Linked DNA regions of Homo sapiens: regions 2, 3 and 4 are each linked to region 1. A link is a contact called in ENCODE Hi-C or POLR2A ChIA-PET data. All regions are on one chromosome and are shown on one strand. Each heading gives the region's core, a stretch centred on a gene start or an enhancer-like site at or near the end of the contact. The rest is flanking DNA. Distances are from core to core; before and after follow the strand shown. Region 1 overlaps LOC105370547 (a long non-coding RNA gene). Region 2 overlaps RAD51B (RAD51 paralog B). Region 3 overlaps RAD51B (RAD51 paralog B). Region 4 overlaps RAD51B (RAD51 paralog B).

Region 1 (4,199 bases), core at 1,039-3,538:
AGGACCATTTTGATCCCGTCTAGGAACAGAGCAAATTTCTAAGGAATCACCCACTTGCAGCAAGCCAGCACATTCAAGTTAGGGCTGTGGCATATGACACCCAGTGCGTTCAAGTAAAGACTGCTCGTCTATTTACCAAGAATATTTGAGAAAAGAAAATGCCCCTGCCTGGTGGACAATAGCACAAAGCATTTCTCTGTACCTGGGCACATTTGTTCCACTCGATAAAAGAGGACCCCTGACCCAGGTACACAGGCAGTTGGAGAAGAGGACAACGATGAACTGATACAAAGGTAAGAGGTTCCCGGTAGCATTGGAAGAACACAGATTGGTGCATAATGCATGGCATGTGCAATAAAAGTAAGTTGCATTAAAACTTCAGCCTTGTTAATGACTACAAAAAAAATTGTTAGAAAGAATGAATAAGATCTTGGCCAGGCACAGTGGCTCACGCCTGTAATCCCAGCATTTTGGGGGGCCGAGGCAGGCGGATCACCTGAGGTCAGGAGTTTGAGACCAGCCTGGCCAACATGGTGAAACCCCATCTCTACTAAATATACAAAAAAATTAGCCAGGCATGATGGTGCACGCCTGTAATTCCAGCTACTTGGGAGGCTGAGGCAGGAGAATCTCCTGAACCCGGGAGGCGGAGGTTGCAGTGAGCCAAGATCAAACCACTGCACTCCAGCCTGGGAGACAAGAGCGAAAAGAATGAATAAGATCTGATATTTGATAGCACAACAAGGTGACTATAGTCAATAATGATTGAATTGTACATTTAAAAATAACGAAAAGAGTATAATTGGATTGTCTGTAACACAAAGGATAAAAGCTTTAAGTGATGGATACCCCATTTACCCTGATGCAATTACTACACATTGTATGCGTGTATCAAAATATCTCTCATGCCCCATAAATACACACACCTACTATGTCCCGACAAAAATTTAAAATTTTTTTTAATTTTTAAAAATTTGTTGAAAAACCATCAGCCCTGTTAAGTTGCTCACACGTGCTGTTGCAGCCCCAGCTCACCCGGTAGTAAATCCTGCTGACACAGGGTCCCCCACAGCTATGGGTCTATCCTTCCTCTGGTGTGGCAAGACTACATTTTCAGGAAGCTGCTGGGCAGAATGAAGCAACTCAAAGCTCAGGAGAAGTGTCTACGTGCCTTTTAGGGTTGGGGTTTAACCCAGCACTCAGGGATTTCCCAGCATGCAGACAAAGGCACTGACAGTTACAGCAGAAGCTGGAAGGGTGAGTCAAGCCAGGACTCAGCACGCTTGAACCCATCCACAGCTCCCACTCACATCATCCCACACTCCCTTTTCACATTTACTCCAAGCATCTGGAGCCCCAAGCTCCTGTGCCTCAACCCATGCCCTCAGTAACAGTATCCATTGCCAAGCCAGAATTGACTCCGGGCCCACCTTGCCACTCACTCAGAGTCTGTGAGGAGTGGGCACCGCACGCAGCCGTGAAACAGGCCAACTCACAGGTGGGCTCCCCACTGCACGTCTTGTCCGAAAAGACACCCCTCAGCCCCATCAGTGTTGACTTTGCATTGCGCCATTAGATTATTTCTTTCAGCTCTTCTTAAGACAAATGGCTGGCTGTTGGGAGGCTGGCCAGGGTTAAGGTGGAGCCTCAATGTGGCCATTTTCACAGCCCCGGCAAAGCCTGTGGTTGATGCCAAACCCCCATTGAACTGAATAGAATGGAGGAAAGCTAACCAACCCACCAGAATAATAATCACTAATGCTATGGAGTGATCACACAGCAAGACTGTTCTAAGTGTTTTATGTGTATTCATTTATTTTTACCTCATCATAAGTACTATTATTTTTCTATTTTATAGATGAGAAAACTGAAACAAGGTCACAAACCAGATGATCTAAAGGGTAGCCACTACTGCCTCCTAAAGAACCCCAATCAGGAATCCCAGATTAATTTGCCCAGCATCCTGTTTGGAAACCACATGTCCACCCTGCAACTGTACCTGGCTTGTGTCCCACAAGGAGGAAGATGCAGGGGACTCCGGAAGCTAAGGAGGTAGACATGGGGTTTACTTGGGTTAATGTGGCCGGGGAGTCAGGAGACCTTGATTCCCATTCTGGCTCTGCCCCTATCCGCATGAGGATGGCCAACTGTTCCAACCATGGGTTCCACTCTCCTCATTGCTCAGCCACCAGGTTTCCAGGTCCCTCAGGCCCCTGCACATCCTCAGATATCTGAAGAACAGTGATCGGTGTGACGACAGGGCCCCTTCACAGAACGAACTTGACAAAGAACCACTCACCGCACACACGAGCCTTAGAATGCACGTGTCAGTGTTTTGGGAAATATGTGCTGTTTTGAAATGTGTCTGGGCCATGAGCAAGTTTGGGGGGAGACAGGATAGGAGCTTTTCTTCCAGTTAATGAAGTGAGGCTTCATGGAGGAAGAAGATTTTCTTAGTCACATTTCCTGTTTCACACTGACCTTTTAAAAGGAAACCCACAAGTGAACCTGTGCTAGGGCCTGCTTGCAAAATCTACCCACAGGTATAATAAAGATGATCTAAATAAAGCCCACAGTAGGCCAAGCTTAACCTGAATCAGTGGAAATAATAAGATCACTAAGAAGGGCTGATGGCCTGAGATAAGAGACATGGTGGTGCTCCGTATACTGTAAATAGAAGTGACACGTGAGAGATTTAATGATTATTAAACAGGAATCTAAGCAGAGAGGCAGAGATAAACCATGCAATCTTTTCATCAGTCTCTAGGTACTCAGGGCTTAGCCACTCATTATAAAATGGAGACTCTAAAAAATTAGGAGAGATGGATGCAGTGATTTCAAAAGAAGTTGTGTTGATTGGGTTATAAAATTAATTATGGGAATTAAGATTACTTATCTGCAGAGGAAAAGACCAAGAGATAACTGAAGAACTTAAAGTTGGTAAGGGGCCGGGCTCGGTGGCTCATGCCTATAATCCCAACACCTCAGGAGCCTGAGACGAGAGGACTGCTTGAGCCCAGTTGTTCAAGGCTAGCCTGGGCAACACAGTGACACCCCGCATTTACAAAAATATTTTTTTTGTCCTCAGATTTGGTAGTGTGTGTTTCTAGTCCCAGCTACTAGGGTGGCTAAGACAGGAGGACCGCTTGAGCCTGGGAGGTTGAGGCTGCAATGTGCTGTGATCACACCACTGCACTCCAGTCTGGGTGACGGAGCAAAAGTCCATCTCAGAAAAAAACCAAAAAGTTGGTAAGGAATCAATTATTGGATGACACATTGCCATATCTACTGAGCACAGAATGACAGGCCCAAACAACAGCAGACAGATATGGGATGCTCAAGGATGTCCCAGAGATGGCCAGGTATGGTGGCTCACGCCTGTAATCCCAGCACTTTGGGAGGCCAAGGCAGGCAGATCACTTGAGGTCAGGAGTTCGAGATCAGCCTGGCCAACATGGTGAAATCCTGTCTCTACTAAAAATACAAAAACTAGCTGGGTATGGTGGCGCATGCCTGTAGTCCTAGCTACTCTGGAGGCTGAAGCAGGAGAATCACTTGAACCCGGGAGGCAGAGGTTCCAGTGAGCTGAGATCACACCACTGCACTCCATCCTGGGCAACTGAGCGAGACTCCAACTCAAAAAAAAAAAGAAAAAAAAAAGAATGTCCCAGAGATACCTGCAGAACGGTTGCTAAGGCCACCCAAGTCCAGGGGAGCTTCACCATCAGGCAGCACCCATCGCCATGGCTGTTTACATTAACTCAGGGAAGACGCCACAGAAATGTTAAGTTTTGAAAGCTTTGTTTTGTTTTGTTTTATTACTTTTTCATTTTAAAAAATATGGAATGCTTCACAAATTTGCGTGTCATCCTTGCTCAGGGGCCATGCTAATCTTCTCTGTACTGTTCCAATTTTAGTACATGCACTGCCAAAGCGAGCACTGTTTTGTTTTGTTTTAAACAAGGAGGCCTGGAATTGGGCTGAAGTTAAAAAAAAAATCATACAAAGGAAACGGTAATTATGTTAACAAAAATAGAGTGGGGAATAGGGTTAGGCCATGACAGGCAATGATCCTAAGAGCTAGAGATCTCTCCCACCCCAACAGAGAGAGACAGAGAGACAGACAGAGAGAGAGAGAGGGAGACAGAGACAGAGAGAGAGACACACACAGAGAGAGAGAGACACACACGCACACACAC
Region 2 (4,276 bases), core at 756-3,255, 430 kb before region 1:
TGCTGCCAAAAACTATAGTGCTACTATATAAAGTTATATAAAACACACCAGAAATAGAATTTTTAAAATATGAAGTGGGTTCTAGTATTTTTTCCCTACATCCCGTTGAGTCATTGTGATGTATTCCCACCACTTGGTATAGTTCAAATTTCTCCCTTCCTTGTTTTTACTGCAGAACTCTTTACTGTCCCAAGTAGAGTGAGACTGAAACCAAAATTTGAGCACTGGGTCCATTCATTCAATTGTTCATTCATTTACACGTTAAGTATGAAGCATCTATAATGTGAAATGCTTGCTGAATTTTCAGGAGGCCATAAGAACGGTATCAGGCTTGGCCTCTCCCCTCTCAAACATAAAGGCTAATTCTAGTGTTTTTCAGTTTTATCTGGTTGGAACCCTAGAATTCCTGCATACTGTAATGAAGCTAAACTTTACATCTAAACTGGCTATATGTATTGCACTACAGTGCATAAGACAAGAAAAGTTACAAAAAGAAGGAAAATCCAGAACGTGAGGCCCACAGACATGAAACAGTTGAAGTCACACTGTAGTACAGCATCTAATGAATTGCCAGGATGAGAGAAGCAGATTTTTAATATCAGAGGCATTCACAGAAAGGAGAGATCATCATGATCTTTGTGATGGAGGCTTGGACCACTGCCTTAGGATGTCAGGGCAGAACTAAGATGGGCCCCTTGGTTGGTCTGTCCTGACTCACTGTGTCTGCAGTGCCTGGATATCAGCCAGCAGACCACCTCCATCATTGAGTTAGACCCACTTACAAGGTGGCAGGCTATTAACCAGTCCCCTGTTCCACTGAGAACTTGCCAGGCTGGCCATCATAGCATGGTATAGGTTGAAGTAGCTTAGTACCTGTGGTGGATGACTGTTTTTCTCGGCCAGCTGTTTAATGAGCACCAAATGAAGTAAAATGCTGCTTGGTTCCTCTCCTCTCTTCAGACACAAACAATCGAGCACATCCTAGTGGAAGGGCCGTGTTGGGGAACTGGCTTTCTTGTGCTGATCATCTTGGTTCCCACATCCGTCCCTCCCCTCTGGGCTAGAGTTTGGAGGAGCTATTGAAGAACCTTGAGAAAACTGTTAACCTTGAAAGTTTAGTTATTCATCATCAAATATATTAACAAACGTTTGTAGCCAAAGCTTTACTGTCTATGGCAGTTTTAAATAATTATCAAAATCATGATTTAATTAATTTCTCTCTCCATTTTGGGTTGGCTTAGAGGAGTAGGAGATTGCAATTCACAAGTACTTTCTGGTCCTGTAACCAACTTGCACTTTCAAGTTCAGGTAATCACCTTGTCCTTTTCAGTTTATTTACCCATGACTTAGGTTAAAGTTGCCCATGCCTCTGGTGAAATTCACAAATGAAACTTCACCTAGCTGGGTTTCATATTTGTAAGAAATCATTTTTTTTCTCCATGAGAATGTGCAGGTCAGCTGAGACAAGCATGATTAATTCTAGACATGAATTAGAACAAGCCCAAGCTGAACAGCTCTCTCAGAGGAAGTCATCTGAAATTGGTATGTGTGACCCAGTATATCTTTTGACCAATTTGCATTGGAAACCACAGTGAGCATGGAAGAAATATAACCTTGATCCTCTGGCCTAATAAACATTCTTGCAATTCTAAATGTACCTAGAGTTTGTGACAAGTGTGTATTGGAAAACTCGTTGAAAACACATGAGTTAGTAATGTTCTCTTTCAGAAGATGAACTTGCATGGCCGAAGTGAGATTCCAGTGGGAAAGACCTGGTAGAGAAAGAGTGGGAGAATGCGTTGACCTCTGGAGGGCAGATTATGGCATGCCAGGCAATGGGTTGTGCCATCAGGGAAGGAATCTAGAAAGACGAGGAGACTCAGGAGAAAGGAGATGACTTCTGTTGACAGGTCATTGTTGCTCAGACTTAGTGCAGATGAGAAAGGAAATCCAGAAACCTACATGACAGCTCCTCTTGGATTGGATGAAAATATTGATTTTTTTTTTTTTTCCCTATCTGGAATTTGACAGGGTCAGTTCATGTCTGGGTTTTCAGCACTTAATACAGGGCGCTTTTGTCTTGGGAGGCGGCTGGACTGGTTTTTCCTCCAGGCAGGTGCACAGAGGGCGTTTATTGTAGCCTGAAACACAAACACCAAGCCCCTAGGCCCTGATCCACACACTCTCCAGTGTGGCTCAAGGAAATAAAGTGAACAATGTCTCTTGCAACAGGCGAGCACTGTAAATGCCACTCCTGAATGATATATTTCTTAAAACTTTGTATCCGTAACCTGATCATCTCTTAAAACTTAATTATATGTCAGAGAAAAGGAAGCTATTGGCTCCTCCAGCTGTCCAGGTTGAACGAGAGCACACAATGGAGCATATCCGATTCACAGCCTTACTTAGGTAATCAGATTAATATCTCCTGAATTGAATTTACCCTTTTGATATGGAGTCTTTCAGCTGCCTTGTTTCACATCTCAAATTCTGACAAAGCTGTGCGGCCTTTGAGTAATTTCCCTGAAATCTATATGTGGGAAGCCTGTACTTCAAGCAGTTTTTGGGACTTGCACCAATTAAATCTGTCTCTGGCACACTTTTAATGGCATGCTTTCCCCTGAGTCAACAACTGCTCCAAAATCTGAAGTCATTTGTTTAATTTAAAAGCAAAGGTTATGGAACAACCATTTCAAGCTTCACCAGCCAAACTCCAGTGGCTTTGAAAAGGGAGATGAGGCAGAGGAAAGGCTAATAAACTGGATTTCTTATACACAAAATAAATTAATTACTGTGTTTCTGTAAGCTAGTATCAAATCAAGTTTGTTCACACCCTCCTTGCCAACCTAGCTCTCCCTTTCTCTTCAAACTCACCCTCTCTGGGCTTTCATATTCACGATTGAGGCTCACCCTCTTACTGTTGTTCTTGCAACACAAACATCTGGACTGGATTTTTGTCAGCTGGAGTTGAGAGAGAACTGTAAATGATGCAGTGATTTTTTTTTCGTCCTTATTAAATTTATTTATAGCCAGTCTGAAGCCAGGAAACATGCTAGAGCCTTTGATTGGAGGTTCTCGAGGAATGTACGGTGGATGGTATTTTCTCCTGTTGTTTTCTAAATAATATCAAGGATAGAATTACATAACTCCCAACTTGAGTATTTTTTGCCCTGAAGGACCCTTTATTAGGACATTTTGCACATCAGAATTCTTCCATTATATTTGCTTATCCAATATGCCTTCTTTTCTGTCAGTGAGAGAAAAGGAAATGTACATGACAGGTTATTTCTGAAAAATTAGAAAGATGGAGAGTGAGTTTCTGGTTGTTTGGGACATGAACCAGTGGCATGAGTATTTTCTTTTGCCAAAGGGACACAACATGGATCCTATTTCTACCTCTTAACAACCTCTGCAATCTTAAAGCTGCCAAATCTCAAAGAATTTCATTCATTTAGTCATTATTTAAGATAATAAAAGGCCCTACAAGCAGCTTACGAAAATAATTTATAAAATATTTTTCTCTGCCCTTAGACCTTGTTAAATAACAATGCCTTGGTGTTTATAAAATTATTTAAGAAACAAAACTTTCTAGAGGAGGCTGAATCAGATGATGATTTCTTGAGGTCCCTTCCCAGTTCTATGATTTGAGATGATTCTTTAATTTTCCTTCACTGTCATTTATATCTGTGTCATTAAAAAAAAAAAAAAAAAAAGGGCTGTTTGGGAATGAGATTTGCTACACCCGTAGGCATTTTCTTCTTCAGAAAAGAGACTGTTTAGCTTTCTGCCACCCAAGTCAGTCATCCTCAGCCTGAACAATGGAGCTTAATGTTCTCCATCTTCCTAAGAGTTAGTGTCTGTTGTTATGAAAGTGAATTGAAACCAAATGTACTTTCTATTGGAAAAGCTGCCCTTGCTCTCAGCTCATGGACAAAACTGAGAGAGAAGGCTCTTACAAAACAGAGGGAAAAATCCTCGCTGTCATGTCATAACACCAGTTATTTCACTGTTAGACCTATGAACATATCTTTGATGCAACACTACACTATTTGATGATGTTTCTGTGTCACTTAAGATGGGCGTTTCATATTTATCTCTTAGAAATGTTAGCAGATTTTTTTCACGAGTTATCTTGCTTATGGACTGGAAAAGCTATTCTTACAGTAAGACCCTTCATTAACTGAGAAGGCATAAAAGATAGCTCATGTTCTCCACCAAGAAAGGAAGCTCTGTTTCTCTCTGTCTGATGGGAAGCATTTGAGACAGAGCAGCTTCA
Region 3 (4,334 bases), core at 299-2,798, 470 kb before region 1:
CTGTGCCTCAAATGTGTAATAAATATGAAAACACTTTGTAAAGTGCTGTAAAAATATATAAACATTATTGTTTTATCACAAATATCAGCACACCAATTATTTATGTAGTTCTATACATTACGCAAAAAGTTACAGAGATGTGGGGCTCATCTTCTAGGAAAACAGAATCAGAATTCTGAATCAGCTCTAAAGTCGGAGACCAAACCTCGAGCTCTCTCTAGGTGCTGTTTCTCCTGAAAAGTTGACTTGTAAGTCTAACCCAGTGCATTGCCTCTGATGGCCTGGTGTTCTTCAGATAGGTAAAAAGCAACTCGAAAAGGGGAAGAGTATTGTGCTTTCCGCAAAGACGATACTTTTTTGCTCTTTGGAAATTCTTGCTCTTTTGGTTTTGAGCTCTGAAGGTGAACAATCCAGCTGATTCAAATCCCCAGAGTAGCCCTAATAATAGGAAAACCGTGACAACCGCAGATATTAAAAACATACCTCAATTTGCACAACTGGGGTAAGACAAATACATATGGTATTATATGAAAAAAATTCCTTTATGCAAATCTAGAAACTTACTTTAATGTCATTTCATTTAACATCAAAGAGATGATGTCAAAGAGAACATGTTTACCACTGGGAGAGTCAAATGAAAGAATTAGTCTTCTAGAATTCTTTCAAATGAAAGAATTTGTGTGTAAGGTTTGATTGGTTATTTGGCAAACACTAATATTAATAAAAAGACCAGTACTTCTAGATATGGGCCACTTTGTAGAGGGATTATGCCAGAACTCCCATAGTATGTATAGAGACCCTTGAAGGAGGGTCCTCAAACCCATAAGGGAATTTATTTTAAAAATATTTTGCTTATGGGCCCATAACTTCATTTTATGTCTCTCTAGCTCACAATAGAGGATTATAATCTATTGGGCTGATATATCTGAGTTAACATCAGATTAATCGTATCACTTTGTGTATGAATATCATATAAAAATGTTAGTGGCTGCTGTTTTCACCATGCTCTGTCATAATTAAACAATTTATTTCATGCTGAAGCTTCCCTGTCCTGATTCTGGGATTGTCAGTTTTATGGTTCTCATTTTACACAGATAAAACCAAACTTTTCAGATGTCAAATAATGTGCTGCAGACTTCCATGCAGTTCTCAGCTGCAGTTATAAATCACTGTTGTTTTAAGTAAGTGACCTAAATGCCATTTTTATTAGGAATAGAGTGGCTAGGAGAGACTAACATAAAGCCTCTGATGGAGTTCTAACATTTCTCCTTGAGCAGCAGGAAGAGAATTGCATTTCCTGCTGGCTAGAGAAGCCAGGTCAATTTTGTCCTACCATTCTGGGAACTATCACTTCAGACACCTAACATATCCAGGTCCTGCTTATTTTTCTTGAATGAGCTATTAAAATGCATGTATGTGTGCACATACACACATACATACACATCATGCAGCCATTTGCCTCTGTGTATACATACATATCATTGTGTAGATTGCACTTTTTCAGAAAAGACAACTGATCACCAGCACGTCACTCTCACTTCCTCCCATGTACATTTTGTATCTTCCCCACAGGGAAGTGAAACTGGTGGTGGGTTGGAAGAGATTGAGTTTGCTGAAGTGGATTCTGCCAAGTGGCTGTTTGTGGATGACCTTTGTCTTATAGGGGGTAATAGTGGGAGTTACGGATTCCTGGCAAAATGTCTGTTCACATCTCATCACAATTAGAATCATAAACTATGGGCTTTGTGGATTTGTTCACCTGAGATAGTGATGAACTAGGAATCAAAAGATCTGGGTTTTAGCTCTATCTCTAAATATCTACATATATGTGAAGATAGCTGTGTATACCACTGTGGATATTTTCCCTCTTTTGTCTTATCTTCTCCATGAGACTTTCAAATCCTCAAAGGCACAGAGCATCTTTAATTTACACAGCATTCACTTTTTCATCTTTGTTTGTTCCTAGACTGCATTTAGTAGAGATGTAATAAGTACTTACTGACTGATAGAATGAGACCACATCCTGCCTTAGATGAACTGGAATTCCATTTGAAAGTGTTTCCAACCAGAAATATTCTGCTTTGGTGCCACTGCTACTGTTCAGATTCAACTATAGCAGCCACAGTGTGATCAGACACCTTCTCCCCTCAGGCGCCACCCTTGGCCACCCTGAGAAGATGGGCCCCCCTGCCAGCATGTCTTTGGGGCCCAGTGTTTCTGTCTCTCTGCTTCTCCCAACACTCAGTGGCCTGAAGAAGAAGAGCTTTGGTATATAATTTCTTTTTTCCCCCCAGCCAAGAGGAATTGAGCACTCATGAATATTTTAAGCGTGTTACAAAGAACACAAAAGCTGTGCCTTCATGGGAGGATTAAATGTTGGTGTTTGACTCCTCACAATCAGCACATTTTAAAACATAAACCAGATCATGTCAGTCTCCTGCTTCAGAGCCACCAGTGGTCTCCCACACTCTTGCAACCAAACCCAAGGCTGGGTGCCAGCCTCCAAGGCACTGCCTGACTCAGCCCTGCCCACTGCTCTGACCACCTCTTGCAGTAATTCCAGCCATGCTGATCTACTCTGGGTTCCCAGGGCATCGTAAGCATCTTTCTCTTTAGGACCTTTCTACACATCTCCCCTGCCTGGGACCCTGCCCTGAACCCTGTGCTACCGCAGGATCGTCACTCAGATCTCAGCCTGAATGTCCTGTCTCAGACAGGACTCCCCTGACTGTCCTATCAGTATCTACACCCGATATTTTATTTCCTCACATCACTCATCATATCTGAAATTGCCTGCTCATTTCCTGGTTTTCTTGTTTACTGTTGGACCCTGACTAGGGGGTCTCACTCTACAAGGGCAGAAAGAGGTTGTCTTAGTCTGGTTCTCTGTTGTTACCCAGAAGCTGGAACAACGCCTGTTCCCCAGCGGTTGCTCAGTAAACACATGTGGACTCAATGAGGGATTGAATTGGAAGTTATTTACCTCTCTCCTGGCTTTTGCTTCCCTCTCTTCCTTTGTCTCTCTTTTGCGGAATCTGTACCATGAAAAGGGCTGTTGTCCAGTAGTGGAACACAGGCCTTGGATTGAGGTCCTGGTTGACTCACTTGATCTGAAGCTTCTGGTCATGCACAACTGCCAATTGGAAACAGCTACTATAGAACCACCCTCTTTTTCCAAAGGGTCAACAAGGAAATCAAAAATAGAAATACATTTCAGGTAGTCATGTAATACTTTACTAATACTAACCCTAAGAATAACTTTGCGATAACTTTGCAACCTTAACTTCCATTAGTCTCACTAGGCAGTTCTGCTTCTTCAATTCCTTTAGTTTGTTACATGCCCTGCGATCCAGCCCAAAACAGGAGAAGCCCTGTAGAATATATGTTGCTATATCCTCAGATATGGCCAATAAAATTTGTTTGTGACCTGTAAGGAGCAGATGGTTCACTGAAGGCCATTCATAGAGGAGGCAAAGCACCAAAATTCAGTGTCTAGCCTTAATTTTTCCTTATTAGAGAGTCTGGAATAGAGGGATACATTTTCAGGATCTTTCCTAATAGAGGAGTTCTTTTTTTATTTGGATGAAGAGATTATTTCTGTAATTTCCCACAGTCTTAGGCTGAACTCTCCAAGTAATGAACTTTTACTCAGAATAGTCTAGGCTTTGTGTACTCATGGAAAGTGTAATATAGCTTGCCTTGTTGGTTTTTCTGGAGATAGCACATTTGGGTCACAGGGGTTCAGCCAGTCTTCGGCTGTTATGCAGTGTAATTTTATGGGAATAGTTTTATAATGTTAACATCTGTAGACTGAGAGCTTGATGAAGACATCACCCAGATTGCCTGGGAAACGCCACTGACTTTGGGAGCTAATTCTTGATAGGTAAAATATTTAGCTCTCTCTCTGTCTCTTTTTTTTCTTTGCCTAGATACAGCTACCAACCTTACCATTTCCATCTTTTATGGCAGATGAGCTATGTGTGTATTTTTTTTTATCTCCTTGCAGTATGCATTTTTGCAAGTTAGGGGATAAAGCCCAGGCCCTTGGCTTTTTAACTTTTCTGCTTCCTTGATATTTGTACATGAGATAAGATGTTAAAGGATTTCTCTTTACAGATTTCTGTTGAAGAGTTATAGAATTGACTGAATATTCATATGTGTACTGTCCTCTGCTTCATTAACTCTATGTTCATATTTCTTTTTCCCATGAAGCCTCTGTCGCCCATTTTGTTTAAAATTGCAACCTATTCCCACACCTTAAGCTAAATCTCCCTTACCCTAGTTTGTTTCCCATAGTAATGATCACTTTCTAACATACTGTATCATTTGTCATT
Region 4 (4,814 bases), core at 1,284-3,783, 370 kb before region 1:
GGTCTGAGACAAGATGATGGATGGCAAAAGAACCCCCTATGGTCATAAATAAGCTAACTTTGGAAATGTTTGACTTAAGGAAGTACAGACTATGCTTAGTCTGCCTCGTGTCCCTGGACTAAAGCAGCCTTGAAGGCTCATCTGAACATTTCCCCAGGGGTTTCTTGCCTATTGACAAATCCCACCACATCTTCCAGATGCACAGAAGAAAGTTCCGTTAAATCCAAAATGGTAACCAAAAATGTTGAATAGCAAGAAACTGGCAGGGGTGGCTTTGGGAACTGGTAAATAAATAACAGGCTTGTTGTCCCACACCCTAGTTTAATGCTCTCAAGAGGTTCTTATGTTGCTCGCATTAGTGGGCATGTAAATGAAACCCCTGTTGGCCTTGGCAGATATTGGCCTCTTCCGTGACCTTGTTTGACTGAAACAAAAAGTCATTGGTGGAACAAAAATTCAGAGCTCTGAACTTGGTTGAAAGAAAAGGGCAATTCTCTGAATTGGGTAATTGGATCACCCTCCCAAGTGCCCTAGGGCTTATATCAAACATATAAGAAGGGGATTAATAACTTCAGTGTATAAATGAGCTTCAGGCAGCTTCCAACTGTAACATTTCACTCTCAGGAGCTTTAGGACATAACAGATTTTTTTCAGAGCATTTTGAAGTGCTCTTTATAAAATGCAGGAAGGGACTACAGACTACTGTGGAATCTTTGTAATTGTACATGGTCCAGTCTGACAGGCAGGCAACCCGAAAGCCTCTTCAAAATGGCCACTTAATAAAACTGTTCATGAAATATACCATTTTGGGACTGAAAGATGATGACAGTGATATGTTTTCAAACTGTACTTGATATTCCCTTCCTTAGTCATAATTTTATGATCTAGACTAAATTACATGTATCATTGAGTGTGAGGATTCCAAGACTTGAGACAGACTTACGTATTTATGTGTGAGTTGTAAGGGACCATTGGAAAAGCTGAGAATTTTAAAATTCATTTATATTAATTAATTTGTTCACTCAGTATTTATTCAATGCCTACTATATATCAGACTTGAGGATATAAAAAAGTATAAAGTAGAGCAAGGCTGACAGACATTTGAAAGGCAGGTTCATGAGGATTGAAGGAACATGTGGGAAGGGAGCCATTACTTCTTAGGAGTGGGGAAAATCCAGAGGAGACTAGAGGAGATAACGAGAGATGAGTCGACAGCACAGGAAAATAAAGAAGAGTATTCCAGGCGGAGGATACAACACTTGAAATAGTTACCCAGAAAAGCTGGCCTGGTGATTAATCGGCCCAGATAAAAGAGGTAGGCTAACACTGTTATTCGTCTTTTAAAGGAGAAGGATCAAGAAGCAGTTCTGTTGGGTCCTGAGGAAGTGGGATTATTAGTGATGGACACAAAGTGCTGGTGTCACAGCTGTGGTAGAAAAAGGGAAACAAGAGAAAGCTTCTGAAAAAAATGTTTTGACAACTATTTTTATGGCTGTGGACATCCTGAGACCTCTGACAATCACATAGAAAAGAGAGCCCATAGGGAACATTTTAGAATTGATTCTTATCTTAATAGCTATCTTTTTGGCCTGTCTGGTTGCCAAAAAGAATTAGCAGAATTCTGCTGTTTATGTATTGCTGAATCAGTTTACAGGTGATGTTTTATTACTAGGGAAATATTGCTAAAGCTAGGTAGAGGTGCTTCTAAGAACTAAAGCACCAGAAACCTAATTGGGAAAGGAATTAACTTTAGTCATGTACATATTTTCATTTTTCTCCTTTAATTTTTATATTAACAGAAACCCTGTGAGGCAGGTGTTTTACCTACATTTTCACAAATGAGCACACAGCCTCGAACAAGTTAATTCCTCAGAATCCCACAGCCAGTGCATGCTAAGGCCCAAGTCCCCTTCATCCTCCATTCTCCCACCGGTCATAGCTAAGTCTTCAAGCTAATGTTCACCTGCCAGAGTAAAGGCAGAATATTTGAATTCTCTTGTATTTGTTTTAGTTTAGTTATTGACTATGTTTTTCTTCCTATAAAGTAAATATGTTTCATTCTTTCTGCACAGGTTTTCCTATAATGCCTGGGTGCTTCTAGCTAGAGAGGGCAAATTGATTTCATCTTCCATTCAACTCCAGAAGGTCTATAGTGGCCGCTTGGACTGCTGTAATGGAGTTGCTCAGCAGCCGCTCCCATATGCTCTATGATGGGGCAGTGGTGGTACAAGTGCTGCATCCCTGCTACCGAGGCTGCTGCTTTAGTATCTTTACTTCACTCTTAAAGTGGGGAATGAGAGAAATTGTCTAAAGTCCTAACACAAGACAGCCATACCTACTTCCCAAAGTAGTAAACACTCTGCTGCTGCATGTAGAATGAAATAGAGCAGTGAAATTATAAAGGAGATTTGCAGTCTAATAATTGGGAGGGAAAATGAAGTATAAGGCTAAATGAAGTAGACTACAAACACCTGAAGCATGACTACAAAATCAAGTTGACATTTTGTGGCTCATTTTCAGGGTAGCTGCCGGAATCTGGTTATGGTCGTTGTTTTTATTTTTTAGGGTTTTCCCCCATCTGTGTACAGTGAGATAGCAACCACAAAAAAACTAACAGCCTTCCTGAGTCTCTTGGCTGTAGAGTACCCAGCTCTTTTCCCTGAAGCTTGCCCTGAAGAGGCCTGGTGATACATCCCTCTTGGGAGATGTGACATGGTTCCATATTGACATTACCCACTGGGCTCATTGCTTGAGTCTCAAGGTTGTTTATGTATTTGATGTTTCATTTAAAAATAAAAGTTACTTACGGCAAAAATAGCCTAGTGCCAGTGGGTTTGGCTATTGTAAAATTTAGAAACCCATTTAGGAAACCACCATCAGGATCTTGTTGGTGCTGTATCAGCTTGGGCATATTGCCCTTCAGCACACCGGCTCTTGCACAGATTGCGTCCACTGAGTTGAATTATGGAAACCTTCCGTGAGAAAATGAGAGCACTCAGGAAGTAGTATTGGTGATCCACAAAGCATTGCTGTGTCCTCTAAGGTTCTTTCCTGGTCTCATACCATGGTTTCTTCCTGGGTAAAAAGTGAAACTGGGGTTCTGCCTTTCTCAAGGGAAAACGTGTTTGCTGCTTGGCTTTGGAATTTTGGGGCAACTCAGTCAGTGACATTTCTCTTTCACAAACTCCTCCTGTTCTTTCAAATAGGTGCCATATCTTTCACTTTCCCTATCGATACTTCATATGTTATGCCTGGCTGCTAGGTTTCATTCCAGAGCCTCTTGTGTTTAAGTAATGAATGGACTAATCATAATGACTAGCTCAGTACAGGTTGCTGAGTTGGAGACCATGGCCTAGTCATTTCTCTGATCACACAGAAGTCATTTCTGGACAAAAAGTGCTACATACTATATATCTATATCTGTCTATATATTTTTTTCTTGATCTTTCTTCTATTTTGTGCTGCAAAAACAAACTTCGAGGGGATGATTCTCTCACAGGATATGGAAATGGCCTTGGACAATGTCCAGGGTTAGTGGCACAGCTGCTGTTTCCTGCAAGGGACATCTCAAATCCAGAAGGGAAAAAAGACAAAGTTAAATATATAGCAGGAGGATAATGACTGAACCTATTAACCCATTTATGCCTAGTGTTCCATTAGTGGAACACTAAGCTTGTGGGAGTTATTTATATCCTCATGCTTAAGCTCATCACCAAGGTCTGATTTTTCACATAAAAATTTTGCAACCTCTGGCATAAATGGGTTAACAAGAAGGAAGGGATTTGCCTGTTACAAGATCTGTCTGTAATCACATATAGCCATTGGCAGAAATTACAGTTTACATTTAGAAGACATGTTTAAAACTCTTTACCAAAGGGCAACTGATCCAATAATAATGATAGCAACAACAATAACATCTATTTATGGCACCTAATAATTTTAAAGTTCCTTTGTGTACGTAGTTTTATATTCACAACAACCTAGTAAGGCCTGTAAGTTGACTGGAGAGGGCTAGGGTATGTAAAACTAGGTAAAGAACTTGGATTTTATCCTAAGCATAATGCAAAGTTTTCAGCCAGGGATGGACATGACTTGACTGACAGTTTAGGAAGATTACTTGGCCTGCTCTGTAGGAGTATAGACTGTAAGGGGGCCACATGAAAGCCAGGAGACAAGTCAGCAAACATAACACTAATCCAGGAGAGAGATTATGGTGGCTCAGACTGGGGGGTGTGGTATAGGGGATGGCAAGTGGTCAGATTCAAGATAAATATGAAGACATTCCTTACAAAATCTGCAAACAGATTGAATGTGAAGTGTATTTTAAAAAATGAAGAATTGGCCGGGCGCAGTGGCTCATGCCTGTAATCCCAGCACTTTGGGAGGCTGAGGCGAGCAGATCACGAGGTCAGGAGTTCGACCCAATATGGTGAAACCCCATCTCTACTAAAAATACAAAAAAAAATTAGCCGGACGTGGTGGCACACACCTGTAGTCCCAGCTGCTCAGGAAGTGGAGGCTGGAGAATCACTTGAACCTGGGAGGTGGAGGCTGCAGTGAGCCAAGACTGTGCTGCTGCACTCCAGCCTGGGCAACAGAGCAAGACTCTGTCTCAAAAAAAAAAAAAAAAAAAGAAAAAAAGAAAAGAAAATTAAAAAAAAAGAATTATCTGTGTATTTTTTATCTTAAACAACTGAGAATGGTGTCATTTTTTCCATTCCTAGAGTTATTTAGGCCAAAAAAATCTAGAATGTTGAAGAGAACAGATTGGGGTGGGAGGTGCAGGTTAGGGGATTAAGAGTTCTGTCCTAGAG

The links. A loop is a pair of places that touch in the nucleus more often than their neighbours do. ChIA-PET counts read pairs that join two places held with the same protein, here RNA polymerase II (POLR2A). Pooled maps may share reads with other maps.
Region 2: a pooled map shows a loop between it and region 1 (2.1-fold over the local background). The contact joins two enhancer-like sites. A Hi-C loop is called at or near these places in 2 of 37 single-sample maps with no recorded cell type and 3 of 50 pooled maps. POLR2A ChIA-PET finds 5 or more read pairs at or near these places in 1 of 52 experiments (activated T-cell).
Region 3: a pooled map shows a loop between it and region 1 (2.4-fold over the local background). The contact joins two enhancer-like sites. A Hi-C loop is called at or near these places in 1 of 168 maps with a recorded cell type or tissue (GM12878), 1 of 37 single-sample maps with no recorded cell type and 3 of 50 pooled maps. POLR2A ChIA-PET finds 5 or more read pairs at or near these places in 3 of 52 experiments (GM12878, activated B cell and activated CD4-positive, alpha-beta T cell).
Region 4: a loop to region 1 is called in a pooled map, with 2.3 times the contacts of the local background. The contact joins two enhancer-like sites. A Hi-C loop is called at or near these places in 2 of 50 pooled maps. POLR2A ChIA-PET finds 5 or more read pairs at or near these places in 2 of 52 experiments (GM12878 and activated CD4-positive, alpha-beta T cell).

Annotation. Positions count from the first base shown.
Region 1 is chr14:68,732,088-68,736,286 of GRCh38, forward strand. It overlaps LOC105370547 (a long non-coding RNA gene), which reads left to right. Exons shown (of 4, transcript XR_007064227.1): 2 at 1-293; 3 at 1,859-2,052. It also overlaps the pseudogene RNU6-921P. Among named protein-coding and RNA genes, the nearest start is that of RAD51B-AS1, 49 kb to the left of the region's middle. Within about 2 kb of position 2,289, at least 11 of the 41 ENCODE cell types and tissues checked have a DNase peak (open chromatin) inside an H3K27ac peak, as active enhancers do.
Region 2 is chr14:68,305,011-68,309,286 of GRCh38, forward strand. The region is part of intron 8 of RAD51B (RAD51 paralog B); the gene reads left to right. Among named protein-coding and RNA genes, the nearest start is that of RAD51B-AS1, 380 kb to the right of the region's middle. RefSeq lists enhancers at 1,392-1,531, 4,208-4,276. Within about 2 kb of position 2,006, at least 14 of the 41 ENCODE cell types and tissues checked have a DNase peak (open chromatin) inside an H3K27ac peak, as active enhancers do.
Region 3 is chr14:68,266,828-68,271,161 of GRCh38, forward strand. All of the region lies in intron 7 of RAD51B (RAD51 paralog B), which reads left to right. Among named protein-coding and RNA genes, the nearest start is that of RAD51B-AS1, 420 kb to the right of the region's middle. RefSeq lists enhancers at 1,274-1,393, 1,744-1,893, 2,044-2,223. Within about 2 kb of position 1,549, at least 9 of the 41 ENCODE cell types and tissues checked have a DNase peak (open chromatin) inside an H3K27ac peak, as active enhancers do.
Region 4 is chr14:68,366,423-68,371,236 of GRCh38, forward strand. The region is part of intron 8 of RAD51B (RAD51 paralog B); the gene reads left to right. Among named protein-coding and RNA genes, the nearest start is that of RAD51B-AS1, 320 kb to the right of the region's middle. RefSeq lists an enhancer at 2,785-2,884. Within about 2 kb of position 2,534, at least 6 of the 41 ENCODE cell types and tissues checked have a DNase peak (open chromatin) inside an H3K27ac peak, as active enhancers do.